Regions from separate parts of the Homo sapiens genome. Here region 2 is linked to region 1. Evidence: read pairs that join two places in POLR2A ChIA-PET (ENCODE). Cell type or tissue: PC-9. All regions are shown on one strand.

Evidence for each region. Peaks named below come from ENCODE experiments on the same cell type or tissue, not always from the same donor. Only the 100,000 strongest peaks of a DNase experiment are listed, where the experiment ranks them.
Region 2: POLR2A ChIA-PET joins it to region 1 with 10 read pairs; 4 of 35 experiments call an interaction of 5 or more read pairs at or near these places.

The regions. Positions count from the first base shown.
Region 1 is chr18:74,720,578-74,728,577 of GRCh38, reverse strand. All of the region lies in intron 3 of ZNF407 (zinc finger protein 407), which reads right to left. Among named protein-coding and RNA genes, the nearest start is that of ZNF407, 130 kb to the right of the region's middle. In PC-9, no CTCF peak of the experiment used is centred here; no DNase peak of the experiment used is centred here.
Region 2 is chr18:74,835,925-74,843,924 of GRCh38, reverse strand. The region is part of intron 4 of ZNF407 (zinc finger protein 407); the gene reads right to left. Among named protein-coding and RNA genes, the nearest start is that of ZNF407, 240 kb to the right of the region's middle. In PC-9, no CTCF peak of the experiment used is centred here; a DNase peak (open chromatin) is centred at 3,224.

The DNA of each region.
Region 1 (8,000 bases):
TGAACACACTGGCAATCAACACTAGAAGGAATCTCAGCAGGCACATCATAATCTTTAAGGTGAAAAAGCTAGGTAAAAAGCAGGTAAAGCTAGTTACTGCCAGGGCTAACCCCAGAGCCTGTGTTTCAAACAAACTCTTCCTTGTGTCATGCTGCCAGCACACATCCTTCATTCTGGGCTATCTGGGCTATGGTCCATCTCACAGAAAGTGACTATTCATTCATCAAATAGCCCAAACCTAACACCCTCATCTCTCTCCCTACTACTAACTTCTGAAACAGTCTCTGAATTATTCACTTTGAACTCTGAGATTGTCTTGAATTTGTTTATCTGTGACTTCGTATATCAAATTCATTGTCAAATTCGGCAGTTTCTTCTGATGTTTCTCAAGGTCATATTCTCTTTCCATCCCCATTGCTATACTCTTATCCAAGCCCTCTTATGGCCAAATCCTGCAGTTTTTTCTAATGTATATTAGAAGAATATATAGCCTTTCTCAAACCCAAAACAACAACAACAACTATGAATAACCACATCTGCCCCAAGGGTCCTGGATGAGGAAGGCTGCGGTAGGAGAGGGCGCTCCTCCATCACTCTCCTTCTCCCCAGCACACTGAAGCAAAAAGCTCATCACTGGCATCTCCACCTGTTGTCTTCTTGTCCGAATCCAGCCTAGATACCACAGGTATTTAAAGTATCTTCTTAAAAGAGACTTGTCTGAGCCACTCTACTCCTCTGTGCAAAACGCTCAATGATTTCATCTTCAAATGCATTTTGTGCTTGCCATCAGACGGCACTTTCAATAACCCCATCACCTGCAGGATGAATCCTAAACTCCTTACCTGCCGCGCATGGCGACTTGCTATCTGCATATACCTTTGCTCTCATCTCCCTCCTAACATATATTCGGGGAAGGTTCATAATCCCTTATTCACAATTCTGAAAGTTGAAAAGTAACGAAAATGCAAAGTTTAATCAGTTGGTGGCAAAACACTAACATAAAGCTACTCGGAGACTTCATTCGAGCCCCTGTGTTGAACACGCACCTGTGCTGCCAGAGAAACAGCAATGTACTGCATTACAGGCTGTGTCCCGGAGACCACCTACTGTTATCTAATACTCAACGCAAACGATATATAATCTTCACAAAACCCAAAAAACAAATAACCAGCAGAACCTGGATGAGGGACCTGGATGAGTGAGAGATGCTGTGGTGGAAGAGGGCTCAACTCTCTTCACTCTCTTCCTACTCCTTCACTCTCTTCCTTCACTCTCTTCCTACTCCTTCACTCTCTTCCTTCACTCTCTTCCTACTGTCCTCTTCACCACCGTTCTACAGGAGAACTTGACCTCGGTTCACACATCCTGTCTAAAAACTCTCACTGAATCCTTCACCGTTTTCATGATGATCTAAATGTTGTTTTTCTATGTTCTATCAAGAAAATCAAAAACCACACTTTACTTATCTTAGTACCCAGCTAAGTGCTTGGCACATAATAGAAACCCAACATTTGTAGAGCTGAACTGAGTAAATTAATCTTAATTGTTGATGAATGATTTATTAAATGATTCTGGTTTCCTATTAAGACATGGAAAAAATGCAAAAAAGCCCTATACTTGTCCACAGATTGACTATCTTAGAAAATGTCTAAAGATCTTCTCACCTCCAATAAGATGCACCGAAATACTGCACATGCCCAAGACTCTGTGACACCCCCACAACTGACACTGCCCCCAAAGCACTGCACTCAGTACTGAGCATAATGAATCCAGGATCTTTAGATTTCTGCAGAATTGAAACTTAAATATCTCCCTATGGAGATGAAAACTAATGTGTACTAATTTAGTAACCTATGATTCATAATTCAATGTCTAGCTGAATTAGGATTGCTTAGTGGGCCATGCTTTAACTCCACATGTAGGTTACACCATAATTGACAATATCCTGACAAGATAGGATAAAAACAATCATTGGTAGCAAAACAAGGCATGTTAATGAAATTCCTTCATGTGTAAATTGAGGTTAATACATATATACATATTCCAAAATTTTTCCCAATACATTGCTGTTTCATATTTCTATGTAAATTGGTTTATGCATCTTAATATTTTGTTCTGTTTTACAGTTTTATTATCAAAAGTAAAGTTATTCCTTCCATGCATAGTATATTAGGCATAACTTATTGGCTCTCATGATTCAGACATGATGGTCAGTCCTATACAGTTCTCTACATAGTAAATATATGTGAGGGATTAACTGGAAGCACACATCTAATAAGATGATTCATCATGGGGTCTTGTAATTAAACTAGACTCTCAGCCATAATTATCCAATGCAGAAAGCATAGAGGCAGTCTACATACATCTAAGAGCTTGAGATGCAACGAATCTTCAGTGGGAGCTGAGTGGAAGGGGACAGCTGAATAAAAGAGGGAAAAAAAAGAGATTGCAACTCATGTCACTGAACTAGAAAGTGGCTCTAAAAATACACTATATGTAGTATATTACCATTATTTAACCATCGCCCCCTACAATAGCTGGGCACAATGTGTCTACAGAAATATCACAGAAGTAAAATCTCCCTGCCATTCTCCCTAACTCTCAAGGCAATATCAAAAACATTACACAGTCATAATAGAATCCAAGCAAAAATCAACATCCAATAAGGATGTCGATAGGCCAATCCACAAAAAGAAGTTGCATAATAGAGAAAGCATCAGTTTTGTGTGACTATCGTGTTTTAACCAAACATTAACAAGTATTGCTTAATATATTATAAATATCTTTCAGATACATAACATCACCTGCTCAAATGTCAAGCTACACATGAAAACATAAAAATGAAAAGAAAGCAATTTTTCATATTGTATTATAGTTTAAAAAATGACCTAAGCCATATGAAAAAACTCTAAGAGACTGAAATTAAGGTTCAATCCAAGTTCAACTGTTAACAAAATAAATAAATAAATAAAAATAGACTCTATTGGTTACTTTCCACCAGTTTTTACAAACTTTGGATTGCAAGGCAGATGACAAGATGTAACACACATGAAGATACTCAATGAGATAAACAAAAAAAGTGATATACTAAAGAAACTACTTTTATAATTGCATGAAAATAGATTCTGTCTCGTCTCCCATAAAAATAGTTTTTAATTTTTTTTAATTTTGTGAATCTATATAAAATAGTTTTAAAAGCTGATTTTTAAAAACAATCAGGCAAGCCTGGGCAACACAGCAGACCCATCTCTCTAGAAACTGTTTTTATGTTTAATTGTCTAGGTGTGGCGGTGTGTGCCTGTGGTCCTAGCTACTCAGGGAGTCTGAGCTGAGAGGCTCACTGGAGCCTAGGAGGTCAAGGTAGCAGTGAGCCATGACTGCACCACAGCACTCCAGCCTGGGCGAAGGAGTGAAACTCTGTCTCAAAAGAAAAAAAAGGCATACTTAATAGGTACAGAACACAAACAGCTCATTTGAAAATGAAGAGATGTAAAAATTTACCCAAAAAACTGTAGGAACATGCGTGACATAAACAGTTAATCAAAAACAGATTGTGAGAGTTCCCACACATCGAATGAGAAAAAGCCAAAAAATCTAAAGTTAAAGCTTGAAAGGTTGAAGCCTCACAGATGTTAAATTGATCAAATTTTCTGAGAAGCATTTTAATTGTGTGTAATAACAACTTTAAACATTACTATTAACTTTGAAACCCAATATTCTACTTCTAGGAATCTATCCTGATGAAATAACATGAAAAGAGCACAAAAATATATGCAAAGATGTCCTCCACTGGTCATATATAAAGGCAAAAAACTGTGAACAACCAACATGGAAAGCATTAAGAAATGGTCATAAACTGTCATCTCCATACAGATGGAATGTTACACTGCCATAAAACTATCTACCAAGAATATTGAATGGCATAGGAAAGCACTTCCCACATAATGTAGTGCAAAAGCAGATTTTAAATCTATATATATTTTTCACATATATATTTCACGTGTGTGTGCATGAGAGAGAGAGAGAGAGAAATCTTAAAAAAAAGTTGATCTCATGGAAGTAGAGAGCAGAAAAGTGGTAACCAGCAGCTGGGGAGGACATGAAGAGATGGGAAGAGACTGGCCAATGGGTACAAAGCAGCTAGGAGGGATACATTCTGGTGTTCTATTGCACAAGAGAATGACTATAGTTAATAATAGTGTATTTCAAAATACCTAGAAAAGAAGATTCTGAATGTTGTCACCACAAAGAAATGATAAATATTTCAAGTAGGGATTTACTGATTACCCTGCTTTGAACATTTCACCATGTACACATGTATTTAAACATCAAACTATATCCCCAAATATGTACAATTATTACATCAATTAAAAATAAATTTGAACAAAAAATAAAATAAAATTTTATGTACAATACATTCAGTTGTCTAATACCAAAAGAATTATATAAAAATTTTTAAAGTAGATTAAGTGATTTTTTTCATATTCATTGCAATTTATTAGCTTCTCCCAGTTTCTCACAATAAACATATAATGCCTTGGGAATAATAGTGAGAACTATTTTTAATAAATATACTAGAGACTTTCCATTTCTGGTACGAAGTAATGAGATTCTGCCAAACAAACCCCCCCCACCCCGCCCCACACCAGAAGAGCTAAAAAGTCTGGACCAAATTTTTTTTTAAATAACTGTATGAAGGTCCTGGAAATTAAACAAAAGCTGGAGGTTGGGAGTAGAACCAAACCATGAAGCAAACCATGATGCAAATATATCCAAACCCTCCTCACTTTTATTTGATGGCTTTATCCTGAAGATGTCCAAAGTTGGAACTGTCTGAGAGAAGGCATCAGGAAAGAAGCCTTTCACAACAGAAAAACCAGCTGCACTCCTGGATCAGAGGGTAACTGCTCCAACACAACAGACATGGGAGAATAAGAAGTAAAAGAGAGCCATAAAGGAGAGCCAAAGGAGCCCTGATTCTGGGAATAAACTCAGAACACCTAAAGCATGTAGGAACAAGGAAGAGAGAAGGCAGATGGCAATTAAAGCTTAACTATCAGAAATGAGATACAAGCAGCTGACTTCTACAGACATGACAGTTGCTATTTGATGCTAATCAAGTTAACTGTCTGCTAAAATGAAAACATACCCAGTCTTTGAAACAATATACCATAATCCAGAGTCCGTACAACATAAAATTCATAATGCTCAAGATGCAATACAAATGTATTCTACATAGCAAGAGCCAGAAAAATGTGACCAAATCCCAAAGGGAAAAAGGAGCAATGAAAATGACACAATGCTGGCATTATTTTAAAAGGACTTCAGAGCCACTATTATGCTATAATCATAGCTAATGAAGTTAAGGAAATATGCTTAAAAGAAAATCTCAACAAATAAGAAAAAAAGTATATTTGTAAAAGTCCAATGAGAATTTTAGAAACAAAAATAAAATAACCAAGTTTTACAAGGGCTTTAATACTTAAATGAATATGACAAAGTAAAGAATCAATAAATTTGAAGACATCAATAAAAATCATCCAATATGAAGAACAGACGGAGAAAAATGGACTAAAAAAGGTAAAGAGAAGCTCGGGTACCTAAGAAATAATTACAAGAGGTCTAACACATAGTCAACTAATTAAAGAGTTCAAGTAGAAAAACAGAAAAGGGGAAAGAAAAATGTGACAAAAGAAACTTTGGGAGAGGTAATGGCTCACTGAGAAACGTGCAGGTTTGGCCACAAAAAGAGGTCAACAGATCTCAAAAATAAGTATAAAACTGCATAAAATTGTCAACAGCAACAATTTCAACATTCTGAAAATCAAATGAAAGCAACAAATTGAAAAGCACTTTATCTTGAAAAACTACTAGAGTTTTGGGTAAGAGAGCTGGTGGGAGGGGTGCCTGCCTGGGATGTTACAGTTCCCTCCACCAACTCCTCAACTTGGAGAGGCAGAATGGTAATTTTACTGACACAAGACTGAAACAAAAAACTGGAGCTCTGTGCCAAGGTGAGGAAGGGAGGAAGAAATCTGGGGTGAGGGCAAAACCCCACATCCTTGTCAGCTAAAAGTAACAAAGTTGACAGAAAGCCAATGAGGAAATCCTGACACACAGCCAACCCCAGAAGTGTGAGCCATGCTTGAGCAACTGACAGGCTAGCAAGAAATGTGGCAAGGAGATTCTATAAATGAAAAACCAGTAAGACAACTAGAGAGGATCTCCACGCAAAAATTATTTTAAAAACTTTTTTTAAAAAGGTGAAACAGAAGGAGAAAATTTTAAGAATGAGCCGGAGAGACCTATGGAAAAATCTAAAGCATTCCAATAAAAGTACAGTAAGGATCCTACGAGAAATACGGAAAGCAGTAGAGAAAAAAAATTAATGGCTGAAAGTTCCTCAAATTTGATGAAACACAGTAATCTACAGATAAAAGTTCAACATCAAGAAACATAAACACTAAGAAATCTTCACCCAAAACATCATAATCAAGCTGCTGAAAAAAAAAACAGACAAAGACAGTGAGAAAATCCTACAAGCAACAAAAAAGTTTCATCACATACAAGAACAGCTAACTTCATACCATATAAAGAAAAAATACAATTAAGAGCTGATTTATGACAAACAATGGAAGGTAGAAGTCAGAAGAATAACACGGTCAAAGTATCAATCAAGAACTCTCCATCCAGCAAAACTATATTTAAATAATAAAGGGGAAGTAAAGACATACCCAAATAAAGAAGGTGGAGAAAATTCATATTAACACAAAATAGGCAGTAAAAGAAGAACAAATGCAAAACACATAAGGTAAAGAGTACAACAGAAACTATAAATCAAACCAGTGGTATTACATTAAATGGTAATAAACACTAAGTGAAAAAGAAGAGATTCTCAGACTGCATCAAAAGACCAAAGTATGTGCTAGCTACAAGAGACTCACTTTACATTTAGAGACAAATATTTTGAAAATAAAAAAAAATTTTTCACAGAAACACTATAGATTTTGGTATGCTGACTGCGTATCCTGCAACTTTACTGAATTCACTTATACATTCTACAAGATTTTTTGGCAGGGTCTTTAGGTTTTTCTAAATATAACATGATGTCACCTGCAAACAGGGACAATGTGACTTCCTTCCTTTTCAATTTGGACGCCACTTATTTCTCTCTTGCCTAGTTGCCTGCCTAGGACTTCCACTACTATTTTGAATATGGGAGGTAAGAGTGGGCATCGTTGTCTTGTTCCAGAAGTATGTCTACACACAAACAGTGAAGTAGCTGAAAAAGAAATCAAGAAAGTGGTCCCGTTTACAACAGCTACAAAATAAAATAAAATAAAATGCCTAGGAATAAATTTAACCAAGGAGGTGAAAGACCTCTACAAGGAAAACTGCAAATCAGTGATGAAAGAAAGGGAAGAGGATACAAACAAATGGAAAGACATCTCCTGTTCATAAATCATAAGAATATTGTTTAAATGACAATACTACCCAAAGCAAATGTACAGATTTAATGCAATCCCTATCAAAATACCAACGACATTCTTCACCCAAATAGAAAAAAAAACTCTGAAAATGTTAATGAAACCACAAAAGACCCTGAATAGTCAAAGCAATCCTGAGAAAAAGAAAAAGAAAAAAAAAAAAGCTGAAGGTATCGCACTACCAGACTTCAAAATATACTACAAATCTGTACTAACAAAACAGCATGGTACTAGCATAAAAACAGACACACAGACCAATGGAACAGAATAGAGAACCCAAAAATTAATCCACATATGTACAGAGTTGATTTTTTTGACAAAGACTTCAAGAACACTCATTGACGATGCTGGCAAAACTGCATATCTGATATTCATTTGCAGAAGAATGAAACTAGACCCCCACCTCTAACCCTACACAAAAATCAACTCAAAATGGATCAAGCACCTAAATGTAAAACCCAAAATCATGAAAGTAACAGAAGAAAACATAGGAGAACTGCTTCAGGACATTGG
Region 2 (8,000 bases), 120 kb before region 1:
TAAAGTTGGAATTTTTTCCAGTCATTTACTAAGACAACTATATAAATATGATTTTATATAAAATCATACATTTACTATATGAGGTTATGATAAATAAACACAAGTGGAACATGGCTTATCCCTTCAAGGGGCTGCTGTTATGCTGTAAGGTAAGATCTGTGTACTCTTGATAAATTCAATACATATTTCTTGCATAGTTCTAGCATAAACCAAGATAGCAGAAAAAGGAAAAAAAATTAAAGCAAGATTTTGGGATTCTCCAAGCATAATCTCATTCCCTCCAGTATGAGTATAAGTTTACAGACACTGAGAATAAATCATAGTATTAAATAAGATCAGATTTGCTAGTCCCATGCATAGGAAGCATATAGGTAAGAGAATTCTTTCATTGTGCTGTTATCTTCTGTAATACACTTTTAATCATCATTTTTAAACAAATGAAAAAGTAAAGATGAAGTGTGGATAAGGTACACTTTTGTTCATTTTATTCTAAGAGAAGATATATATATGTCTCCACTGGAATCAAATTTGTGTTAAGGTAAAAACTATGCAATTTTTCATTTTTAACTCTGTAATCTTAATATGACTGAATAAATATAAACGATCTAGAAATATAGAAAGTTTAGAACTTACATATGTTTTATTTATATAAATATTTGGTTTATTTTAACAGGGTTAGTTTCCAAAGAAGATGAAGCAGGAAGCACTCAAAAAGTAGTAATTAAGAGAAAATACTACAAAAAATAGAAATATAAAACACATATGCCCAATATACTCATTCGTCAAAGTATTTTTGGTTAAGCATTACTATGTCTCATGCAGGAAGCTCAACTCCTTAAGTGGATAGATGTGAGAAACATACTTATATCTATAGAGCCCATGAAAAGTTAGTATTAAATAACACAGAAGGGCCAGGCACGGTGGCTCATGCCTGTAATTCCAGCACTTTGGAGGCCAAGACGGGCAGGTCATCTGAGGTCAGGAGTTCGAGAGAAGCCTGGCCAACATGCAGAAACCCTGTCTCTACTAAAAATACAAAAATTAGCTGGGCGTGTTGGTTCATGCCCCAGCTACTTGGGAGACTGAGGCATGAGAATCACTTGAACCCAGGAGGCAGAAGTTGCAATGAGCCGAGATTCCAACACTGCACTCCATCCTGGGCAACAGAGCGATATTCTGTCTCAAAAAATAATAAATAAATAAATAGCATAGCCGAAAAGGGAACAATATAGTATATAAAATAAGCAAACATTTGTCTAAATGACACACTCAACAGGTCAAAGAAAATGAAAAGGAATCTCACACACACACACACACACACACATCACTAGGGAAAAACTTCCAGGGTCAAAAAGGCGTCACTGTTTTTCAAAAACAAACTAATGACCTAACAAGGAACAATACGAGGATAGAAGGAAACGCAGCTGAAAGCATCAATATGAACAATATTGTTACTCCATTAAGTGTCATAAATCATTATTAAAAAGATTTAAACACAGTAGTAGGAATTTAAAAATTTTTGAAATACTTTGTTTTATATAAGCAAATTATAAAATAATTTACTTCAAATATGAGAAGTGCACTTAACAATGTTATAATGGAGTTTCAAAGAGGCTGTAAATTTATGGGCCAACACAAAGAAAGTGAAATTGGCTACTGAGTTAAATCAAAGATCCTTTTATTAGGCACCTGTCGTTTCTACCACATTTGCTAAGTGGTGCGGGCAATTTAGCCATGAATAAGGTAAGCTAGGATCTGAAAGAGCCTACAGCCTAGTATCCAACAGAATAAAAAAATCTTAGGCAACCTTTCCAAAAAATATTAATGCATAAATGTCTGACCAAAATAACACAAAGACCAAAGAAATCTAAATCATGTAAGACTAAGCTATCTTAATCTAATCTTAAGAATAAGGACTATGAATCTCACCTCAGGAACATAATATTAAACTGTAATCCAAAATGTAAATTTTCACGAAAAAGAAAGTTCACAATTTTAGGACTGCAACGTTAGTAATAAGGTACAAACGTAGGAGATAACATGAAGGATTCATAGTTCCTAATGACGCTGACATTTTTACAAAGCAAGCTGGATACTTGAGTCTAGGGATAACCTAGAAGACTGACTATACCTCTTTTTCATGAGTTTCATCACGGAATTTCCTAAAATCTATGCACATGGCTCAAATTCATCAGTGTTGCTCTAAAACAAAACACACAAACAAATCCCTTTCTCTCTTAGTACCTGGCATAGAAGCCTTGAAATGATTCTACAATTAACATCATTAGCAACAACCTTTCAATTCATTTATTCACTAAGGGCCTTTTACGTAGCAGTCACTGTGGTGGGCACCTGGGTGAACACAGGTGATAAATAGCAAACAAAAGTTCATAAATCACACACTCACATAGCATGTTTAAAAATAACAAGTGCTGCTGGAAACAACAGAGCAGGGTGAGGAGGTTTGGGAGTACCGCCAACTTTAAATTCAACAGTAAGGACGGGCCTCACTGAGAAGGGAAGCGGTGAGCAAAGGGATGAAGGGTAATGATCAGCCGTGAGGGTGACCTGGTGGTAAACAGTTAGCAGCCCCCCTGAGGCTGGGGGTGGAGTGAGGAACTAATATGCAGGGCTTGCTCATTCCTATGGTGAAAAGCCTCCACCGTGGCCCATTTCAGCCTACGAAAAGAATGGCAACCAGTTCACAAAATTCCTTAAAGTTTAACAATTGGCCCACCTTATAAGAGCTGGTTTCAGCTCATTACTACATGAGAAAATCTGGCAAAGCAATAATCCAGATAGTAAAGGGCACTGAAGAGGGGGCACGCCTTGCGAAGAGCCCAGCACACCGGAGCAGTGCAGGAGAGAGACAGCAGGTGAAAGGTGGGCCTGAGAGGTGACAACAGAGACCTCATCACTGGGTTTTCTCTAAGAGAACTGAGGCACCAGGGAGGAGCTCTGCGCAAATGAGTCATGTGTTCTCACTTTCAGCATCAATGTGTTTACCAAACTGAGAAGAGATCCCATGAGGGAAGACGGAGTTAGTTGGGAGGACTAATTAGGAGACCACTGGCATAATTCAAACAGATGATTGTAGTGATGAGAAGCTATAAAATTCAGAATCTATTTTGAACATGATAGATAGGATGTGAGCTATGAGAGGCAGAAGTCCAGGATGACTACAAAGGCTATGGCCTATGTAAACAGGAAGATGGTGATCTCATCAGCTGGGACAGGAAAGTCTACAGCCGGGTGTGGTGGGGCATGCCTGTAGTGCCAGCAACTCGGGGAGCTGAGGTGGGAGGAGTGCCTGAGCCCAGAAGTTCAAGGCCAGCATGGGCAACAAGCAAGATCTATCTCAATGTTCAAAAAATAAAATAAAATCTGTAAGAGAGGCAAGCACTTGTGGATTGGGGTGGGAGGGATGGTGAGGTGGTGAAGAATAAACGAGTTTTTCCACTTGGACAAATTAAATTTGAGATGCCTATTAGACATCAACATGGAGAGACTAAATCAGCAGATGGAAATATGACCTGGAGGATTGGGAGAAAGGTCTGGCTCGAGATCACCAACTTGAGAGTTCTTGGCCCACAGAGACCACTGACAGCCACAGCACTGGGTAAGACCCCTAAGAAAATGAGGCAAACCTGGGACAGGCCAAAGACTAAGTCCTGCATCTTCCAGCATGAATGGTGTGTGCAGAAGAGGATGAACCAACAAAAGAGACTAGAGAAGGAGTTACTAGTAAGGTACGGGAAAGACCAAGAAAGTGTGGTTTCCCGAAAGCCATGTGTATATTGAAGAGGACAGAATCTTTCCAAAGTCTTCATGTTTCCAACTTCCAACTGTACAGTTCTAAAGTAAGAGTATTGGTCTAGAATCTCAGATCTCTGCCTAATCTAATATGCCAGGGCTGATGATGTTCAAGGGGACATTAAATTTCCCCACAAAACTCAATTTGAAAAAGAAGAAATTCTTCACTTGCTTCCTTAGGTCCTCTTCCGTGCTTTATAGAGTCTAACGGTGTTTTCTGTTTTTTGACTCTTCCTGGTATCCATAAGTAAATATCACTATGACTGATGTCATTCCCTATTCCCTCTTCTATTCCTTATTACTAATTCCCATAATCTCTTGGTAAAATCTTCATAAATGTGCTCTTTCAATACATACACACATAGTTTTTAGATACCTACAGTATGGGTACCTGAAAGTGTGGGTATCCACACTGCTTAGCAACTGGCAATGCATTTTCAATGGATTCTTGTCAGTTACATTTAGTAACCTGGAGAGGCTATAGTCCCAAGTTATTCAATCAAACACAAATCCAGGTGTTTCTCTAAAGGTATTTGTAGATGTGCTAACAGCTGAAATCAGTTGCCTTGAAGAGAGGGACATTCTCATCTTCTGTAATCTGAACAGCCTCCTCCAATCAGATGAAAGGCCTAAGAGCACAGCTAAGGTTTCCATAAGGAAGAAAAAATTCTGCATGTAAACTGCAACATCAGTTCTGTCCAAGAATTTCCAACCTGCTCATCAGATTTCAGACTTGCCTAGCTACCCAAAAATCGCATAACACAATTCCTTGTAATTAATCTCCAGTGTGTGTGTATGTACCTTCTACTGGTTCTATTTCTCTGGAGGAAATCTGACAGATACTCTATGTTCCTCTAATAGTAAGTAATTTAATAATTTTGAATGTACAATGGCAATTGTTTTCCCTACTAATAGAGATGTGCACCAATGAAATTATTTCTTAAATACAATATTAAAGTCCAAACTACAACTCTCAACTACACTTATCAGCATGATACATGAAAGTATAAATACAATAGATAAACAAGAAATTGTCCGTTTTAGGGTGTTTCTTCAAGCATTTAATACAGCTGTATTTAGAGATATATGTATTTTTTTTTCTCAACTCCAACTTTGCAGACAGTCTACTCAATAATAGTGAAATTAATGGCACAGGAAACAGAAGTATATAAATTATAAACCATTTAAAAATAGATAACTCCTAGATAATCAATAGTGAAAAAAAGATGATTGATGGCTGCAAAACAGTTTGAAATTATACATAAAAGCATCTAAAAGATCTCCATTTTAAATGAGACAAAAGAATCTGAAGCAATCAATCTGGTTTAACTCAAATAGCCCAACATATACTCATTTGGTTCACTGAGTAAGGAATTCCAACAACTATAGTGTACTGTGGAAAAAACTATGCTTTATATATTAGAGGTCACTGCCAATTATTGTGAATTAAAATAGCCAAAACAAAGCAATGCAAAGAGAACTTTTAATAAAGTACATACACACATTAAAAAAAAACTTTGAGTAGCTTACCATAAAAGTGAAAATAATTCTGCTGTAAATCTTCCTAGAAAGAACTGTCAACACAGTTGTCTAGATTAGAATGTAGATATGAAAAGAGAGGGGGAAATGAAGAAAAGAAAAAGACCACAGTGGCATAAAACCAAACCATCCTGTAAGGAGTGGGGCAGAGTAAAAGCTTCACAGGCACCGACATCAAGTATCAGCGGAGGAACACAGGACGCATTCTAATTGTATACTGAACTTGGTACAGGAAGGACATTCAGTGGCATGAGGTCCTCAGGTCCCAGTATATAACTGTAAGAATCACAGCTTCATATTGGAAGATGCATTCTTTAATAGAGTCTCCCTAAGCACCTATCTAAAAATATATTCTTGGGACGGCAGATGGAAAAGCATAGAAATGGAAACATGTATTTTAAGGAGTGGGTAGAGAGGAAAACAAGAGCTGGAATATACCTGTTAAAGTATTTAGAAACAACAGGGGTAGAAATACAACAAATACGAAAGTAACTGCCAATATGAGTAATCAATTGAAGAAAGAATACATAATATCTGTAAGTAATAATGTTGAAAAAATGTAGTGAACAGTAAAGGGAGACCTGGACTAGTTTTGTGTATTTTTAAAGTTACACAAATGCTCCAGACGCAGTGGGTCACGCCTGTAATCCCAACACTTTGGAAGGCCAAGATGGGCAGGTCGCTTGAGCTCAGGAGTTCAAGATCAAACTGGGTAACATGGTGAAATTTCATCCCTACAAAAAATACAAAAATTAGCTGGGTGTGATGGTGGATACCTGTAAGTCTCAGCTACTCAGAAGGCTGAGGTGGGAGGACTGCTTGAGCCCAGGATGTGGTGGCTGCAGTGAACGAGATTAGGCAGCTACACTCCAGCCTGGGTGACACAGTGAGATCCTGTCTCAAAAAAGAAAAGGTTACATACAAAAGAAAAATTAAAACTCCATAAAAGAAAAAAAAAAGCCCTTCAGCAAAGATAGGCATTAGAATTTCTAGTATTAAGAAAAATTAAAAATGTTCAATGAGCGCATGTTACTCTTAGCATCCTGATGAATAATATTAGAAGTGGTTGATATTTCATCTTGCTTTAATGTAACAATAACAAGATATCAGTATATTACCAGTACTAACAGGCATTATTATTTCACATCTAGTATTGGATTTTTTTTTTAATGTAAGCCTCACTGAATGATCTTTCTCCAAGTAATTTGTATGTGACTCTTTCTATATTGTTCCATTCTTTAGAATGAAAATATACTAGTAGGTTTATACCATGATCATCAACATGTTATCTGGTCTTGAAAAGTAGTAAAGCGAACAAAAGGGGGATATACTATTTTCTTTCAGAAAAGAATAAACCCATTTGAAAAGTAAAATTCCTGCAAACTTCCCTGTAGTGACCATTTATCAGACAGTCATGTGTAAATACACTTTCAACACATTTAATAGTAGGTTTTATTCTCCCAGGACAGGTTGAGGATATCTGGAAATAAGAATCTTTAATTGTCTTTTGTCCCACTATTTATCCTCAGGAAAATGACCTCTTCTGGAAGGAAATTCAGAATCTAATGTGGGACAGCCTTCTGCAGTAGCACATTTCCACTTGAGTCAGGTTGGTAAAGGGCCTCATCACTGATCTTCGATCCCAAATAAAAGCTTCCCCAGGGCAAGTGGGGTCGGTGGGTGATCCATGCAGAGGAACCGCCTACTAGCTCTGTGGCTCTGAGCAAGTTACTCAGCCTGGTCAAGCCACAGTGACTTCACCTCTAGGAAGCACATGATGACAATGATATCTAACTCACAGTCGTGTTGTTAGGATTAAATGAAATAAAGCATTCCACAAAGCCTCTGATGAAGTCAGCCTGGCCTTGGCACACTCTGAAGCAATGATAGTTACCTTTACTATAACTCAGACGGTTTATCCATCAAACACCTAAAGAGATCTGTAAAAAATGAGGAAGGTTAGAAACGGAGGCATCGACCCTCCTTCTGAGTCAGTTACACTGGGCACAGGGAAGCTGCAGGGCAAAGCCCAGGCCAGATCTGGACCAGTGCCAGAAAAAGGAAATAAGCAGCATGCTGTGTGCTGGGGGAGCAGGGCTCACTCGGGAAGGGCAGCAGGCAGGCATTCCCCAAATACACACACAGCAGCTCCCTGCAAACAAAGGAATAGTAAAAGGCAAGGCTTGGGCAAACAGTGGTAGAGCCCATCCCTAACACCAATACAGAAGGTAGGGGGATTTTAAACATGTAAATAAAGGTAACTGTTATAAGTGCTCCACGGAGGAAAGGGGAGAGGGCAGAAAGGTGGATAAGAGGCAGGGATCACTGAGAGTGTGAGATGCTGAGGAGTGGCCAAGGGGCTTTGAGTTACAGGCTCCTGAAGTTTTATGCTCAAATTCTCTGAAAAAACGTGCATGACTAAATATTTTCTTTAAGTTTTTAACCTATTTTTTGTCCTTCATTTAAAACTTCTTAACTCCTTACATAATACTGGGTCCCACGAAGCTTCTAGAAGCACACATCTAATTGTGCCCTAATTTCCTGCCTCTTTTTTTTTTTTTTTTCCATAAGGGTCCCTTATCCCAAAGGAGCCCTTCTCCACCGTTTCCTTCACTAGCCTGCGATACATTCAGCTGTAACTAAACTGC